5 separate regions of the Homo sapiens genome follow, and all the other regions are linked to region 3. A link is a contact called in ENCODE Hi-C or POLR2A ChIA-PET data. All regions are on one chromosome and are shown on one strand. The core of a region is the stretch at or near the end of the contact, and the rest is flanking DNA. Distances in the headings are between cores, read along the strand shown.

Evidence for each region. Hi-C counts contacts between places; a loop is a spot of excess contacts on that map. ChIA-PET counts read pairs that join two places held with the same protein, here RNA polymerase II (POLR2A). Pooled maps may share reads with other maps.
Region 1: a loop to region 3 is called in a pooled map, with 19 times the contacts of the local background. The contact joins the promoter of ENPP5 here to the enhancer-like site in region 3. A Hi-C loop is called at or near these places in 4 of 37 single-sample maps with no recorded cell type and 4 of 50 pooled maps.
Region 2: a pooled map shows a loop between it and region 3 (4-fold over the local background). The contact joins two enhancer-like sites. A Hi-C loop is called at or near these places in 2 of 168 maps with a recorded cell type or tissue (breast epithelium and mammary epithelial cell), 10 of 37 single-sample maps with no recorded cell type and 17 of 50 pooled maps. POLR2A ChIA-PET finds 5 or more read pairs at or near these places in 4 of 52 experiments (IMR-90, activated B cell, activated CD4-positive, alpha-beta memory T cell and 1 more).
Region 4: a loop to region 3 is called in a map with no recorded cell type, with 4 times the contacts of the local background. The contact joins two enhancer-like sites. A Hi-C loop is called at or near these places in 7 of 37 single-sample maps with no recorded cell type and 8 of 50 pooled maps. POLR2A ChIA-PET finds 5 or more read pairs at or near these places in 2 of 52 experiments (AG04449 and activated B cell).
Region 5: a loop to region 3 is called in a map with no recorded cell type, with 8 times the contacts of the local background. The contact joins two enhancer-like sites. A Hi-C loop is called at or near these places in 5 of 37 single-sample maps with no recorded cell type and 10 of 50 pooled maps.

The regions. Positions count from the first base shown.
Region 1 is chr6:46,169,367-46,172,909 of GRCh38, forward strand. It overlaps ENPP5 (ectonucleotide pyrophosphatase/phosphodiesterase family member 5), which reads right to left and starts at 1,614. Exons shown (of 5, transcript NM_001290072.2): 1 at 1,442-1,614; 2 at 687-748. RefSeq lists a silencer at 1,786-1,845.
Region 2 is chr6:45,434,610-45,438,205 of GRCh38, forward strand. RUNX2 (RUNX family transcription factor 2) reads left to right here. Exons shown (of 9, transcript NM_001024630.4): 5 at 3,338-3,442. Among named protein-coding and RNA genes, the nearest start is that of SUPT3H, 58 kb to the left of the region's middle. Within about 2 kb of position 2,347, at least 5 of the 41 ENCODE cell types and tissues checked have a DNase peak (open chromatin) inside an H3K27ac peak, as active enhancers do.
Region 3 is chr6:45,829,964-45,833,429 of GRCh38, forward strand. No RefSeq gene overlaps it. Among named protein-coding and RNA genes, the nearest start is that of CLIC5, 180 kb to the right of the region's middle. Within about 2 kb of position 1,573, at least 2 of the 41 ENCODE cell types and tissues checked have a DNase peak (open chromatin) inside an H3K27ac peak, as active enhancers do.
Region 4 is chr6:45,554,651-45,557,893 of GRCh38, forward strand. No RefSeq gene overlaps it. Among named protein-coding and RNA genes, the nearest start is that of RUNX2-AS1, 21 kb to the right of the region's middle. Within about 2 kb of position 1,686, at least 6 of the 41 ENCODE cell types and tissues checked have a DNase peak (open chromatin) inside an H3K27ac peak, as active enhancers do.
Region 5 is chr6:45,476,011-45,479,459 of GRCh38, forward strand. The region is part of intron 5 of RUNX2 (RUNX family transcription factor 2); the gene reads left to right. Among named protein-coding and RNA genes, the nearest start is that of RUNX2-AS1, 99 kb to the right of the region's middle. Within about 2 kb of position 1,926, at least 5 of the 41 ENCODE cell types and tissues checked have a DNase peak (open chromatin) inside an H3K27ac peak, as active enhancers do.

The DNA.
Region 1 (3,543 bases), core at 364-2,863, 340 kb after region 3:
TTTGATATCTTCCTAAGCTGAAGACTTCTTTTTTTTTTTTTTTTGAGAGGGAGTCTCACTCTGTTGCCCAAGCTGGTGTGCGGTGGCACGATCTCAGCTTACTGCAACTTCCGCCTTCCGTGTTCAAGCAATTCTCCTGCCTCAGTCTCCCAAGTAGCTGGGACTACAGGCGCCCGCCACCACACCCAGCTAATTTTTGTATTTTCAGTAGAGACAGGGTTTCGCCATGTTGGCCAGCCTGGTCTCAAAACTGCTGACCTCAGGTGATTCACCCTTCTCGGCTCCCCAAAGTGCTGGGATTACAGGCATGAGCCACCGCAGCCGGCCTGAAGACATTTTTAAACTTCAAAAATATATCCTGTTTCACCTTGCTGTATTATAGGTACAGGTAAATAAAAACTACTTGGCATGCTTGCTTTGCTTTCAGAAATACAAGGTATATGTACATTGTGGGTATTCGCTGAGGGCAATAAATTCTGTTTTGCTGGTTTTAAACTGTGTTTTCACCATACCTAGACATTTCTTAAACTGAAATTGTTTTAGGTATTGGTCTCAAGATGATAGCTCAAATGTCATATTTAAAAACGATTTCTTGGATGGCAATACTCTCTCTGATTCTGGAAGGAACATTAAACACAGTTGCAGCAAGGAATAGCAAATAGGTTACTGCAAATATATTTACTCACCTATCTGGCTATGGATGGTAGTTGCTCTCTCTGTCCTTTCTCCCCCTAATTTTCTCTCCCACCTTTTTAAAACAAGGAAGGCTAGTATCAACCAAATGTAATTTAAGGCTAAAAGCAGAGGAAATAAACTACATGGAACACCTCATTTTCATCTATCTTAGCAAATTAATTCGGCACATGTGTAAGCAGGAGAAAACTGCTTTCTTGGGACCAACAAAAGTAAGCAAAGATTAAGTGTTGTCTAAAGCTTAGGAATGTTTGGCAAGAAGACTCAACATCACATCCATGACACAGAGCAATAAACAGAGGTGGGGGGTGGGGAATGAAAACAATCAGAATTTTTTTTTTTTTCGTGCACAAAATGCTGCACAAAACAGTGGAATCCCTGGATCTGGCTCCACATTTCATTGAGTACTTTCCAGTTCTTTCTCCCCTCCAACCCTTCCTCCACAAACAGACTTGGAGAGCAGGAAGGACGGGGCACCGATTAAACGGAAGAGGGAAAGTGCAGAAGGAGTAGGTTTGTGTAGCTCGGGTAGACGTCAAGGGCGGGGGTGTCCATCTTCTCCACCAGGATTCCATCCTAGCCACCCAGAATGGTCGCGGCGTAGGTTATGTTCCCAATTCCCAGTCATCCCGCCCACCGAGGCCTGGGCTTCTTAGATGTGCAGTGGCAAGGAGGGGACGTTGCTTTAGGGACCCAGAGGAGCAGTGTGGGTTCCCGGGAGGGAAGCCACCCACGCCCCTGGACTCACCCTCGCAGCGATCCGTTCAGTCCGTATTAGTTTGGAGCAACGGGAGGGAGGGTCTGGAGGAGACTCCCTCGGGCGCGCCGCGGGTAACGGCGGGAGGGTGACTGGAGGAACGCCCCCGGAACGCGCAGGAGCTCACCTGCGCTCAACTCTGGAGCGGAGCACCTGACCGCGCCGCTTCCCCGCCCCGCCTCCTGGCTTCTATTGGCTGCTGCAGAGATAGTCACTTCTGCCTGGGTTGCCCCCGAAAGCCAGGCTCCCAGGAGTAGCTGCACGGCCTGTCAATCAGCGGGGGCAGGGGCGGGCGCTGCCTGGGTTTGGAGGGTGGAGGGGGAGGGGACTCCCGGGGGCAGGGACCCATCTGGTAGGGCGAAGGCGTGGGATGGCCAATTGCTTGGTCACACACAAAACCTTCCGGCAACGTGCCTTTTCCAGGGGACCAGCTGTGCTGGAGTCAGTGATGCTGAGAGATTATTGCGTGTTACCCCAATGGTGGGTGTACTCTAACAGTCACTGTTTTTTGTTTAAAAGCGACTTGTATTCTCTGATTTCTTATCCCAGGCTTTTTTCCTTCCCCCGCCCCCCGCCCCCTGCCTTGTCACGAATTGGCGATGGGGCACACCATGGGCTTTGCTCTGAGGAACACCTGCACACCCGAGGATGCCAATGGGACGATGAAGTTTCATTCTTTTTATTAGTGGGTGTTATCTGCTTTACCTCAGAAAGAATTTATTAACCTAGTCAACTCTGCAGCCCCAACGTTTGCAGTCCAGGTTTTTGCAATTGAGGTCCCTGAGGTATATTTGTGGTGTACCTAGCATGGCACCTGAAATTGTGCGAATTAAACCAAGACAGGTTCAGAATTAGGTTAATTTGCACAGGAGAGAGGCTGAACAGCCACCCTCTCTGGTGGTGGCATCCGAGCTCCAGACTCTGTTTCTACCTTTGTTTGCAAAGTAAACATTAAAACTACAAACATCAGGCCTGATTACTCTTTCAGAAAGCCTTCAGTGCTTCTTGTGTGTTAGTGCCCCTATTTTGTCTTTTTCCGTACTGTAGTGGATTATTTTCTCAGTTTTTTTGGGATAATCAATGGCATTTTTAGGCCTGAGGGAGTGTAGGCAGGTACTTAGTTTGCCAGTATGATCCCAACTGTCTTTACCATAAATTATAGCAGTGATATCAAACTACCCTGAAAGAATTTGTCCATCTACACAATCCCAGCTAGAATTCTGACCTAATTAGAATTCTAGTTCTATCTGCAGTAGGCAATAATATCAGGTTGATTGTTACAATGTAAGTTTAACATCTAATTAGCTGGTAAAACTGGGAGCATATCTGCAATGGTGGTTTTGGCTCCTGCCCGGAGCTCGGATCCCTTGTCTGGTGTGCTGGAGCTTTAAAGTGAATAGAGATATCTGTTGATATTTAATTAAGCCATGCAAACATTTTGGTCATAGCTTTTTCTCTGTCTGCTTCTAATAGAGGGACAATCTCAACCCCAAACATTGTTACCTCCTAACTGGGTCATCCCATCCCGAAGGGCATCTGGGCACTCTTCCATGGCCTTTTATTCGTGGTAACTTGAGTTTATGGTTTTCAACACGTGGGATGGGGATTAAGAGGGAGGCTGGTTTCTATGTTTAGTGAGACCCAAACACAATGAAGTTGAACAAGTTGTTCCAATTCCCCAAAGCCCTGTCCTTTGAAATTGCCCAAACTTGGAACAGAGTGGTCCAATCTTGTAAGTCCTTGTCCCCCAGAATAGGTCAACTCTGTGCTCTCCCAAAACACTCAAAGGACAATGTACGCTTATCAGAGAGCAGGAGTGGTGAAAATGGGCCTGACTTTTGTTCGGATCACTGAACATTGTTGGACTCTGTTTGGATGACAACCTGCTTTGCTCTGCAAATTTTATGGAAGTTATGATTATATTCACCAGCTATTCCTGTGAAATAGGCATGGTACAGCTGGTAACCACAGTGCACAACACAGAAAAGTGCTCATAAGACTGCCAGATTCCTCCCAGAAGTCCATATAATGATATCTAATGTTCACCTGATAGGCTTGCTATTACCTTATGTTGTTCATGGGGAGAAAGTCTG
Region 2 (3,596 bases), core at 1,097-3,596, 390 kb before region 3:
TTAAGTTAGGAGAGGCTTAAGGTTTTTCATGGTTTTTCCTTTTTTTTATCCTTAATCTTTTAAAGAGAAGTGTTTAAAATGATTTTGGTCCTTAAATTTTTTTTTGGTATGCTTTCTTTTTCCTGATGAAGCCATGGATGACACAATTAGTTATCTACTGACTGCTAGCTCCCTATTTGAGAGCCTACATTTTAAAATAACAGGCTGTATTTTATCACTTATGGAAAGTGATAAAAAGGGGATTTTTGAGAAAAAATTAATTTAAGGAAATCATGAATGCCCACATAAACATTTGACTTAAGAGGTGCATTATTATTATAGGATGAAGAACCAATTACTAAATTGGTTGGTAATTTCTGAAAATTTCTTCAACATTGCATACATATTTCTTCTGAAGGGGCAATAAGAAGCAGAAGGAGCCTCATTCACTTTTGCTGTAGTTGTTAATTACATCTTGATCCTTAGGGTCTGATTTTGGCAGATCATAGTTATACTTAACTACTTGTTTCCTCCCCCAAACCCATCTCTTTTTAAAAGCAGTTTTTTATAGAGAACTCATTCTACTCTGAAAATTTAAATGCTTTATACTTGAAGGGTGAATTTTATTTTTGGCTTTTGTTCCTACATGAGGCGTCACCCTGAATTTAGGGGAAGCATAGATGACTTTTAATATCCTAAGTAAGTTGTAAAGGTCTCAAGTAGAACTGTTACCAAAACTGGTTTAAATAAATTTATGGACAATCTATTTTATCTTTTTTTCTTTTTTGAGATGGAGTCTCACTCTGCCACCCAGGCTGGAGTGCGGTGGCACCATCTCGGCTCACTATAACCTCCGCCTCCTGAGTTCAAGTGATTCTTGTGCCTCAGCCTCTTGAGTAGCTGGGATTACAGGCGTGCGTCACCACGCCCAGCTAATTTTTATATTTTTAGTAGAGACAGGGTTTCACCAGGTTGGCCAGGCTAGTCTTGAACTCCTGACCTCAGGCGATCTGCCCTCCTCCACCTCCCAAAGTGTTGGGATTACAGGCGTGAGCCACCGCGCCCAGCCGACAATCTTTCTACCAGGTTATTTAGAGACATTAAGGATAACTGAGATCTGTATATATCCTTGATTTATTAAGATGAGTGCCATAGATGAAAACTGACTCTGAAACACAGCCATGGGAGCCACTGTTAGAAAGGCAATCCTGGGCCCATAGACCACTAATCTGACCCCAAAATGGCACTTTAAAATGTTTTAGTGTAAATTAACTTTCAATCTAGAGATTCAGCTCTTTTACTTTTTGCGATCTTTCCATTGTTTTGAGGTTCTAACTTGGACCCAGTGGCTTCCTATTCAAGTTTCTGGTTTCTAATTCTGTAGGCTTTTAGTTTTCTGTAACTAGTTTAGACTCCTGGCTGGTTTATTCTTCTGGTTAGTCTTAACGCTTATAATAAAGCCTCTCTTTGCTAACCAATTATAAATTATTTAAATCCGTGTAATAGCCAATATAGTGGATAAAATATATCAATGACACTTTAAAAATAGATGCTTTCATCATCCTGAGATATTGCATTAGTCCATTTATGTTTACTGTTTCTTGGGCACATAGAGCTGATTGGGACGCATCTAGAAATAAATTACTTATTAATTTTTTTAAATGGCAAGTGATCAAGCCACTTAAGGAAGTGGCCAAGTGACAGAATATTTAAAAAAAAAAGAGCATTAATTTTAGGGTCTGAAAAATGAGGTTCAGATCTTCATTTTTTCATTTATTAGTTGTATGAACTTGGGTAAATTACTAAGTCTCTTGAGGCTTCAGCCTCCTTATTTGTGCAATGGGGGTGAGAGATCTAAGCGGGGAGGATTAATTGAGATAATGTGTATGAAGTGGCACTTAATACGTTTCTAATTGTTATTCACCTTTCCCTATTCAAACTGCACCCACCCCATTCCTGTCTTTTCTTTCCTGTTTTTTTCCCCTTGGCTATAGAAAAGTATAGCCAAGGAGACTTAAAACTATTTATACTCAGTAACAAATGATGTGCGTCTTAAACAGATTTTAGGAACTTACATGGTCTAGGTTGAAAAGAAAACCCATTCACTAGACTTGACAGCCAAAGACCTGTTCTCCATTAAGCCTTGTATATAACCTGTTCCATATTAAGCTTTGAAAAGACTGCATTAAACTTTGCATTGGTACATATTGTCAAAGATTTGTGTTTTGGTTTAATACTCTCAGTTTTCAGTAAGGGAAAAAGAATCTCTGACCAAAAAACAAAGCAAAACAAAATGAGCTTTTTAAAGGTCTGTTACAGGAGCAGACTGAATGAGTACTCTGGCCTGAGATTGCTGAATGTTTTATTGAGTCACTGTTTCACGCCCACCTCTTCCTGTCTTGTAACAGTTTGCAGTTTTGACTATCTGACATGATTAACCGTTGCAAATCTAACTGATTACAACTGTTAGTAAGTCTGTGCAACAGAGAATGGTATCTTCTTCTGGAGAAAACAGACATCCAAATATGCTACCAAACTTTTCCCTGTCTCTTTTCCCCTTCTTATTCGTCGCTTTTAGCTCATTAATTTGAAGCATCAGATGTAATATTTCAATGAAGCACACCTTCTGCTAAAAGCAAAATTTGAGTTTATACTGAGAGATGTCATGTTCATTTAGCAAAAAGTAAGTCGCTGTCAGGGGGTTATTTCAAGATTTAACAGCAAGGATGTATGTTAGGGGAGGGGTGGACAGGGAGGAGAAAAACTTTGTTCCAGTAATGATGAAATCATCATACCACAGGCACATTACGGCCAGGACAGGAGACACTGGCTCCTGTTAAAATGATTCCCATAAGAACTTTCCTCTTTTATCTTCTTATTGTAGTGCAGCTAAGCAAATGAAATGCTAAAGCTATGTGAAGTAAATAACATAATCAACAATGATTTACTATTGTTCTCTCGTGAGGTCATGACCCAACCCTAAATAAAGACTTCTAAAATTGTCTGTGCTTGGATGTGTTCCTGATGTTGGAGAAAACTGAAAGAAAAAGAACCTTCCTCAAGTGGACCAGGGTTTTGTTTTCATTACAACTGTTGCTACTGAGGAGCTTTTTTGGAATTGGAGTCTTCCTGTGTAGCACTACAATGAGGACGATGATCTTGACTCTAAGCAAATTTGGAAATGTCCTAAAGTGGTCATCGGAGGGTTTCCAATTTAGAAGAAGGAGTCCTGCCTCTTGTCTTTGTTTCATTGCCTCCTTAGAGATGCTTAAATGCAATTTGGAAATCTATGCTGCTGTGTAATCATCAACACTGTTTTTTAATATTCACTGTATATTTTCCCCTTTTATATCTGCAGGCAAGAGTTTCACCTTGACCATAACCGTCTTCACAAATCCTCCCCAAGTAGCTACCTATCACAGAGCAATTAAAGTTACAGTAGATGGACCTCGGGAACCCAGAAGTAAGTACTCCCCTTTTTATTGAAGAAAGTAATAGAGTTTCCAGAGACCCTATGAGGAATTTATTCCAAATGAGTTAGTGTCACTTTCATGTCCATAGTGTCTTTGTGGACTTTGCTATCTGCATATATTTTTTTTAGTGAGGGAGAGTTAGTC
Region 3 (3,466 bases), core at 323-2,822:
TGTCTCAGAGAAGCCCAAAGCCTTGCAAGGCCTACCCTATTCAATTCCACGTCCTTCTGAATCCAGTCTGCATCCCTCCCAGTTGCTCTGCTTCAGCCACTCTGGCCTCAGGGCCTTTGCACTGGCTACTCCACTACCTGGATTACTCTTTCCCCAGTGATCTCTCAGCTCACCTTCTTACCTCCTTTGAGCCTATATCTCAATGGCACCCTCTTAGAGACACCCCTTTTTTTTCCTCAGCACTCCTCCTAACCCTTCTAGGCTTTGCTTTTTGCCAAAGCCCTTAGAAATCCCATATGTTTTGTTTATTCATTTATTTATCTGCTTCTCCCAGTGGAACTCCAGGGAGAGGGAGACTTTCGCTGTTTTGTTTACTACTGCACCCCCGGGGACTAAAACAGTGCCTGGTCCTTAGTGATGATTCATATGTGTTTGAATGAGATATTGAATAAAAGAATGAGTTCTCATTATATATTAGTATTTATGAGTCATGGTAAGTGCTGTGTTCTTGGCTTTACGGATGAAGAAACAGAGTCCCAGAAGATTTTGTGACTTGTCTGAGGTCACGCAGCTTGTGGTAGAGCCAGCTTTAGAACCCAGGGGCTATGACCTGCAGCCTCAGGTCTTTTGGGCAACCACTTCCTGCATTTCCATGCAGCTATTTCCAGGCAGGCACATACCCGGCTCTGACACGGACTCTGGACAGGCTCAATATGCAGATACACAGTCTTTCCCCGAAGTGAGAAGAGGGTACCACACTGCTGCTGTCATTTCCTGGACAGAGAAATGTGCATCTTGCCCGCTGGGTTCAGAGCAATAGTAATTACGAGAGTCTGGAGGGAAGTGAGAAAAGGTATCAGGGGCATTTAACAACCTTCACTGACCTGCAAATTATTATTTACAGTAACACAGAGCATTTCCTCTTCAGAGGCAAAGATGTAGAACATATCATATATGTGTCTTTCTTTTTTTCTTTCTTACTTTTTTTTTTTTTTTTTTTTAAAGAAGACTGACTTCTCACAGTGCTCTCCGGAAGCAGACAGAGAAGAGAAAGGGTTATTGGGCAGGTCAGAACGGACTTACCCTTAGGAGATGAAAGGAATGAATCTTCACTGTACTTTCTTAAATTCCTCCAGGAACTCTATGAAGATGATATTGGAAAACCTGAGAATCTCACTGTAAACTTTTGAGAGGCTGGGTCGGGTTTTATTTAACATGCATCTCCTGTTGATTCGGCACACTGCTTTGCAACAGCAGGTCTGGAGAAGTGTGTTCAGATTGACTGCCTGGGCTGGGAGGGGCTTTGGTTCTCATCTCTTCCAATCTCGTCCCCAGGATGTAGACCATCTGCTCATTCCTAGACTGCAGCTGCCAAACCAAAAACACGTCCACTGACTGGTAGCTCATTACCTATCACAGCAGCCCTTCTTTTTATACTGCTTATGTTGAACTACTGTCTTCTTCCTACAAGCTCCACCCTTCAGGTCTAGTTCTTTCTTCTGGATTGACAGAGGATAAATCTACTATGTTAGTAACAGATAAGCTTTCTTACATGAAATAGAGCAAGTTCTCCTTATCTCACTGGCTCTAAAAAGCAGAACTTGGCACCTAGCAGTCTGTGAAAGCAGGAGTTCCCTGAGAGTCCTCCCACAGTGTGTGTGTGTGTGTGTGTGTGTGTGTGTGTGTGTGTGTTTCTGCGTGGGGAGTGTGTTTCTAATGTGGTGGTGCAGAGTTTGACATTGGAGTCAAGCTTCTTGGGCTCATTTCCAGGCTCTATCACACAGCCCTGTGACTTGGATATGACACTTAGCCTCTCTGTGTCTCAGTTTCTTAAGCTGTAAAATGGGAAGAATAATAGTGACAACCTGATGGGATTGTTGTGATAATTAAATGTGCAAATGCCGTGAAGCATTAGTAGAGTGCCAACCTAGCATATACTGTGTGCCAATGATGCAGTGTCTTTGGGAGGATGTTCTGCTTCTCATGGGTTATAACAAGCAGAAGAAAGCCGTGGATCTGGGGGAATTGTCCCTTGTCCCTGGTGCCTTCTCCTTCAGTGCTTCTCTGTTTTCCTCCCTCTTTCTCCTCCCCTATCTGTTCCCAGGCCGTTCTCCAGTGGTCTAGTCCCAGTATACTGTTCTCTAAGCTGTACAGCTGCTTTTTCTATGCCTGGGGACACTTAGACTTTTTCACAGGGAACCAGGGAGATCCACAATTCTTCCAGGTGCAAAGGAGTGACTCTAAGGGTGACCTCTCAGTGTGGTGAGTGGGAAACAGGTATTCAGGGAACTGAAAGTAAAACCCTTCCCAGTACCCCTCACCCCACAACCACAAACACTCACCTACTTGGACCATTGATTGTGTGTGTCCATGAAGTCACATCTTCCTGCCACATGTTTTAAACTTGACATTTTCTACCTCGCTAAGTTGTGACAAATCCTTTGATATGGCCGAGAATGAATTGCTTTAAATTTAGTCGGAATTCGTGATACATCACATGAAATGAGAAGAAAGACAACCTGATCAACAAATGATATTAATGTTCCAAATTTTGGATGGGTTTAAAACTAAACATAAAGAGAGGAAACTGACAGTTTTTGTTTGTTTGTTTTTTGTTTTGTTTTTTTGAGACAGGGTCTCGCTCTGTTTCCCAGTCTGGAGTGCAGTAGCAAGATCTCTGATTACTGCAGCCTTGATCACCCAGACTCAAACCATCCACCCACTTCAGCCTCCCAAGTAGCTGGGACTACAGGCCTGTGCCACTATGCCCAGCTAATTTTTCTACTTTTAGTAGAGATGGGATTTCTCCAGGTTGTCTAGGCTGGTCTCGAATTCCTGGGCTCAAGCCACCTTGGCTTCTCAACATGCTGGAATTATAGGCATGAGCCACTACGCCTGGCTGAAACTGACATTTTTGAGGGCCTGTTTTGTACCAGGCCCTGTGCTATGTGATTAGCGTAACCCAGGGAGGGGTAGTAGTTGTATTCTCCCTATTTTCAAAGATGAACAGTGAGCTGCTCAAGGTTCACAGCAGTCACTTGAGCATTCCAACCCTAGTCAGTCTGCATCCAAAAGCAGAAGGTTTTGGGTTGTGCAGGCGGAATTTGAAGCCAATGATCAGGAGACTTGGTTTCTAATCACACAACAGGGCTGGGCTACTATTTCTTTCTTTCTTTTCTCTCTCTTTTGAGATGGAGTTTCACTCTTGTTGCCCAGGCTGGAGTGCAATGGCATGATCTCGGCTCATCGCAACCTCCGTCTCCTGGGTTCAAGTGATTCTCCTGCCTCAGCCTCCTAAGTAGCTGGTATTGCAGGCATGTGCCACCACACCCAGCTAATTTTGTATTTTTAGTAGAGACGGGGTTTCTCCATGTTGGTCAGGTTGGTCTTGAATTCCCAACCTCAGGTGATCCGCCCACCTCGGCCTCCCAAAGTGCTGGGATTATAGGCATGAGCCACCGCGCCC
Region 4 (3,243 bases), core at 436-2,935, 280 kb before region 3:
TGACTCAATCCAGCCCTGCTATTCAGATATGCTCAGCCATTTGGGAAGCAGAGGGATCAAATTTCTGGAAACACATTTAACATTTACCAAAATGTCTTTTAATTCGTTTCTTATTATCTTGTTGCATTGATGTCAGGCCACTTAGTGGGGTTTTCTGCAAAACTTGCTTCCTGTTTTAGCACTGCAAACATAGCTCACTTCTTGATTGCTATCTATTCTTTCCAGGTCATTCTGTCCCACTCTGTAGCCAATAAAAAGGGAAGAATTTCCCCCACCTGCTATTCTTATAAAGAAATCAAGGACATAGAGCAAAATACTTTTAACAAAAAGGCAAAATTCTTCCACATAAGCCCTTCAGGGAGTAGCTCTTGGAGCAGTAACATTAAATGGGACCAGAACACAAAAGCGCACAGGCTCATGTGGCCTTAGGAAATTTCTCTGGGAGGACCAAAAGTACTAGAGTTAACCCGAATGTGGAAAATGGAAATAGGATAGAGTGAGCTTCGTGGAATTAGAGATACAGTATATAATGGCAGAAACTAAGGGTGTTTTTGAGAGATGGGAATGCCAAGAACACCCGAAACACAATTGGATGATGGATTGATAGAAAAGTACAAATTTATTTAAAAGCAGCAAAAAGCAGATAACAAAATCACATGACATGTAGAATTGTGGCACGATTAATAAAACAGTGTTAGGATTTAAATCACCTTCGACATCCTCTCTTTCCTAAACCAAGTCACCTATGTATCCTAACTCCATCTATCTCCAGCAGTGAAATAGTTGGACCAATTTCATTTTCTGTTTCTCTGTGAGTTTCCCTTCATTCTTCTGCCCCCAAATGAGAGGAGCGTTTTGTGGGATCATTATTTATCCCAGAAATGCTTCAGCCTGATTTTGTTCTCCCTAACCATCATTTAGTATTTAAAATCCTAGAAATCACAATGACTTTACTCTTTTTTAGTAGAGTGCTTAAAGAGTCTTTGTGTGTGTAGATTTGGGGGCGTAGAACATTTGGCTCCTTACAGAAATCTTATTTATGGCTTCACAGATGAGAAATACAGAGATTATTATTGAATACGATTCTCAACCACACCTTCTGGAGCACAAACTGTGAGCTCAGGTTGTGCAGGGAAAGATTGGTGAACCAACCGTCATTCCTCGTGGGCATGAGAGGGAGAGAAGGATCCAAGGAGAAAGCAAGTTTGAACTTCAGCAAGGAGTTAAGTGGTTAATAGGAACTCAGTTTTTTTTTTTATTGGCTAATAAAACCTCTCAGCGTTTTTCATATTATATGGTCCCTTCAGGCTCCTAGCCCAATGGCTTAAAAAAAGGGAAAGACAAAAACAACAACAAAAAGCTGGAGCCTAAATACCAATGCAGTCCCAGTCTTGTTTACTTTTTCATTTCCGCAGTTGTAAAAAAAAAAAAAAAAATTCCTCTGGTAGTTCAACTTTATCATAGGAATTGCAGGAACGGACCGGTGTTTGAACAACTCCAGTCATTCCTGCCTCCCAGTGAAAGGAAAAAATATGCTCTGCCTGTGTGTGCCTGTTTCAGAAAAAAAGTTGACCACGCTGCAAGTGATGGATGCATCAGGAAATCTTAAAATGAAAGCAGGGGTGGAAGGAGGGAGCGCAGATATTGAACTGAAACACATCTCTGGAATCCTGAATGCAAATGATCTCTGTCCTTTTATTGCCAGTGGTGCTGTTCTCCCAACAGAGCAGGATGTTCTTGTTTTTAATAATAGCCAGGCCAGATGCTAAATTCGCCTCAGCAACATGCTGTATAAGTGAGAAGGCAAACAGCTGATTCCTGTTAAGACGAACACCAGGAGAATAAGCCAGAAAGTATGAGAATTCTCTGGAGGTTTTTGCTTTGTAAACCCCTGTTTGGCAGAAAGATCACAGAATCTGAACTGAAAACACAGTGTGTCCCCTGCACCCGTTCCTCGGCGGAGCTGCTTGCTGGGGGCCTTTAAGCCTCTCGCCTTCGCCATCCAGCCCTTTTCTAAGCTGTCCAGAAGACGAGCTTACAGGTTTCCCAAGAGGGAAAGTCGGAAGCCCTGAGTCCTTTGACTTTTAATGACTGTAGAAAAATACTCATCAATAGGAGGATTTTTTTTTTTACTTGTTCCTTGCAGTAAAAAATAGCGAAATCCTGAACACGAGCCAGTATTTTTAAATGGCATCTTTGTTCCATCTTTTTCACTACCTTCTTCCCCCTGTCAGAGTCCATCAAATCCCTCAGATACTATTCCTTTCAGAATAAGCCACACATGCAAGATGCTGCTTTCTTCTTTCCCAGGGAGCTGCCAGAGCCTGTGTGGTGTTCTGTGCGGCTGGGCTGACCAGATCAGACAGTGACCAGGCTGCACGCCGCTGCTAGCTCATGCCACCTCCAAATGCTGCCCTGAAGGCCCTTCCTGGAGAGCAGGGGTACCCTGTGGAAGGGGTCTGCAGAGTGTTGTCTTCCAGTCATTCCTGGGGGCTTTGCTTCCAAGGCCTGCAGGAAAGTGAGCGAGAGAAGAAGGGGATGTTAGGAGGAGGTTGAGAAGCTCGCCCCAAAAATAAGTTCCCCAAAGACCCCTTTCATTACCTTTCCTGTTCATATCATCCTCCTAAACCCTCATACTTTCTCTCTCCAATTGCCACATCCTCCCCTGAAATGCAGAAAGTGCACATTATCCTTTCTATTTTTTCCTCCCTAGCTGTCCTTGAAGTTCACTTGGCCTTGATCTCACTAGTATGAACATCCTGGGGGGAAAGGAATGGGAGCCAAAGATGATTTTCCTCCTTCCCTACTTAGGATGGCACTGAAGCCCATTGTTTTAATGTCTTTTTGAGGAAAATTCAGATTTGGTACCAGTAGCATGATCACATATGTACCTGGCACTTTTCTTAATGTTTCACGTGCCTTATCTTAATCTTCCCAGCAACTTATGAAGAAGTTAGTACTGTGTTTATCCCCATTTTACTGATAGGAAAACTGAGGTTCAGACTTGTCCAAGGTTATACAGCTATTAAGACTCAAGTCTAGATCTGCTTGATACCAGAGACTATGTTCCTAAGCTCAAACTTTGGGCACAATCTCTGTATCATCTGTATAATGGAGGTTATGAGAAGTAAATGAATTAATGAGATCTAAAAATGCCCAGCAGAGTGTGTGGCACATAATAGATGTAAACTAGATGGTACGTTTTATTATTGTTGATAATAATTAAGATTGTTTTTAAAAGCA
Region 5 (3,449 bases), core at 676-3,175, 350 kb before region 3:
GCTCAGACTTTCTTTCTCAAGCCCTTTTATATGTGTTTATTAGTTAAGTTTGCAGCTCTATAAATGATATCATTTGTACTAGTTGCATTGGATCCCTGCCATTTCTCCATCCATAACAGATGGATTCTGTTCTTCCATTCCACTATACGTTGCTCAGGGTTTGTTACTTTCTGATAGACAACAGAAATGAGAATGCAGAAATGGGATGGAAAAGAGGGAGTGAGTCTGTTTTATTTTGTTTCCATATTTCTCCTAAGCTTACTGGAGTGGCAAATGGTAGGATAAGTGGTCAGCTATACTGCCCCATGAGATTCAAGGAGCCTTTGGGGAGGAAGGACCTTGCTCAGAAGATAGGCTGGGGAGGATGGTTAATTTTGGAGATTTTTGTTGTTGCTTCATGTTTTCTTTTGATTTCCCTCATCTTTGATGCTGACTCTGATGTTGGCTTTCCCTATATAATATTTGGACGAGAACAAATTTTGCCTACTCTCTGGCCTGTGCAAGTGACACATACAGAGCCATTGTCTGACTTGTGACTTGGCCCAGAAAGGGCTGATTGTCATGCAGTTGGGAGGGCTTTTAGACTGGGTAAAAAATTCTCCCATTTGTTTAAAATAACATGACTAAGATTGAACTCAGAAGACACTGTGCATGCATTTCTTTTCAAATTAGTGTTAAGAAATAAAAGTTTATACTGCGACCTGGTATATAAAATTATAGACCAGTCTAGGGCTCCATTTTGAAATATTAGAAAATAATACATCTTTGTATAAGAATACCTCTAATAGTATTTAGACATTTTTCCCTTCTAAATCTATCTTTCCCTTTAAATAATGAATATCATTAGAGGTATTCTTATGCAAGGATGTACAGGAAGCATTTAGAAATATGAATCTGAAGCTTGGTAGAAACTGGAAATGCATTTTCCATAGTCATAGGAACTTGAAGCCATTGGGATTGATGAGGCTGCATGAGGAATGGGTATGGAATGAATGAAGGAGAGTTATCCTTTTTACCATTGTGACCTAACTTTGTGTCCCTTGCCTGGACACAGACAAAGGTTCTCTTGCTAAGCTCCCCTGGGTCCCTGAAGCAGCAGAAGAGCAGATTCAGAACCGTTTCAGTGGCCACTGCATGGGTTGTCTCCGCCACTGGCTCCTCATCTTTCTCTTTCCTAGATCACTTTTTGTGTTCCTCTTCCTTGCCTAGCCACCCTAGGAGTGTTTGCTTCTCAGGGTTCCCTTTTAGACACTTTTCTCCACTCGTTCTGTACCCATTCCCTGAGTGTCCTCATTGACACTATTAACTTCGTGTTCCCATGACCACTGAAAATGCATCTTCAGTCTCTTCTGAACTTCAGACTGGTATTTCTAGGTTGCTTCCTGGGTGTCTGCACCTGAATATGTCCCATGGGTACTTCAAACTCATGGCCAACACAGCGTTAGGGATTCCCCACCTCTACTTCAACCAAACTTCTCTGCCCAAACATGAACCTCCTCCAGTTTTACCAGTTTTGAGTGCCCTACAGTTCACCCAGGTGACCAAACCAGAAACCTGAGACTCACCTTCTCTGCCTTACTTCTGACATCTAATTATTCCACTGTACTGTTGTCTGTACCTCTATTCTATGTCTCACATTCACTCCCTCAAATCTTTTAGTGCTGATTTAGCTTAGTATACTCTCTCAGTGTTTATCTTCTGACTTATAACGTAAAAACAATTTCCTAACTGGTTTTATGTCTCTAACTGCACTCCCTTCTAAATCTATCTTCCCCTGTAAGTAAAGCAATCTTCCTAAACTGTAAACCAATGCATGGCACACCCTTGCTTAAAATACTTCAGTGTCTCCCTGTTATTTGCAGGATGAAGTTCAGACTTGGTGGCACACTGACAAGGCCCTTCAGCATCTGCTCTGCCCAACTGCCTTCCACCCACACACCTGTGGCTGAGCTCCAGCGATGCCAAATTGCTTCACTCTATACTTTCTCATCTCGGTGTCTTTGCACCTGCTGTTCCTTCTGGTTGGAATGTTATCTTCTTCTGCATTTGCTTGACTAAATTCTACTCATTCTTTAAGTCTACTCAAACGCTGTCTCCTCTGGGAGCCCTTCCTGACTGCTCTTGAAAGTCAAGTATTTAATCTTTGGCTCCTCTTTGGTTTCCTTTTCATACTTTAATTATATTATTTATCACACTGCTGTAATTATTTGTTTTTATGATGCCTCCAGTATACCGTGAGCACCCTAGTTTAGCATAGTTCATGAAACATAATAATGCTTAGGATATTTTAATTGATAAGTGAAGATTACATTTGCATAGTGGTTTTACCTGTGTAGGACATTTTCACCTCTTATTACATTTTGTCCTGACGACATCCCTGTGTTGTAGATACTTTGTTTTTTTCTGACAGATGAGGAAGTTGAGTCATAGGAGGAAATTGAATCATAGAGATGATAGATATTTGCCTACAGCCTCACAACTAACTTAGTAGCAGAGCTAGGAATAGACTCCCAAGTTTTCCTGCTCCTTGTATAGTCAGGCCCAGAATTAGAAATGAGATTCTCCTTTTTAATCAGACACTGCCTTGGTCTTTTAACTATTCCATTAAGTTCACTAATTGTGTGTAAATGTGTGTGTGTGTGTGTGTGTGTGTATTTGTGGAACTCATAGTGACAGGTGAGGAATCCATAGCTTTATTGATTCTTAGGATTGCAAATTAGGTCACCTGTTATTTTACAGATGAGAAAATTCTGTACCTGAGAAGTTCACACTTGCTATTAGTAGCAGAACCCATGTCTCCTTTCAGTCACATGTTCTCTTTCATACTGCATTTTGGGCAGTCATCAATTCCATAGGACAGACTTTTTTTTTCTTTTCTTTTCTTTTCTTTTTATTTTAAGATGGAGTCTCTCTGTCGCCCAGGCTGGAGTGCAGTGGCACCATCTCGGCTCACTGCAACCTCCACCTCCTGGGTTCAAGCTGTTCTCCTGCCTCAGCCTCCAGAGTAGCTGAGATTAAGGTGCACGCAATAGGACAGACTTTCTGTGTTGAATTGCAAGGGTTGTTAGTAGGATTTGTTGAGACATTAGGCAAGTTAAATCTTGAGAAGAGCCCATCCTCTGAGCAGAAAGAATGCCATTCCTGAGAACATTCTCAATGAAAGGTCCATGAAAGAGATAGGACCCAGAAGAGAAAGAATTAAATGATAATATTCTTTCAGGGATTATCCCATTCTTCCAGATTGCATTACTTCTTTTCCAGTGAGCTTCATAGGTTCTTCGGTATGTATCATTTTGAACTAAAATGAAGGCATCTAATTAGGCTGAAGGATGAGAACTTCCTATTGCAAAGAAAGGTACGTTTCTATTGCAAAGAAAGGTATGCTTGTGATCAGAAGTGTTTGTGATGTCATGGGGCAGAGTATAAAGCATGTGGGGCCTTGAGAGGAC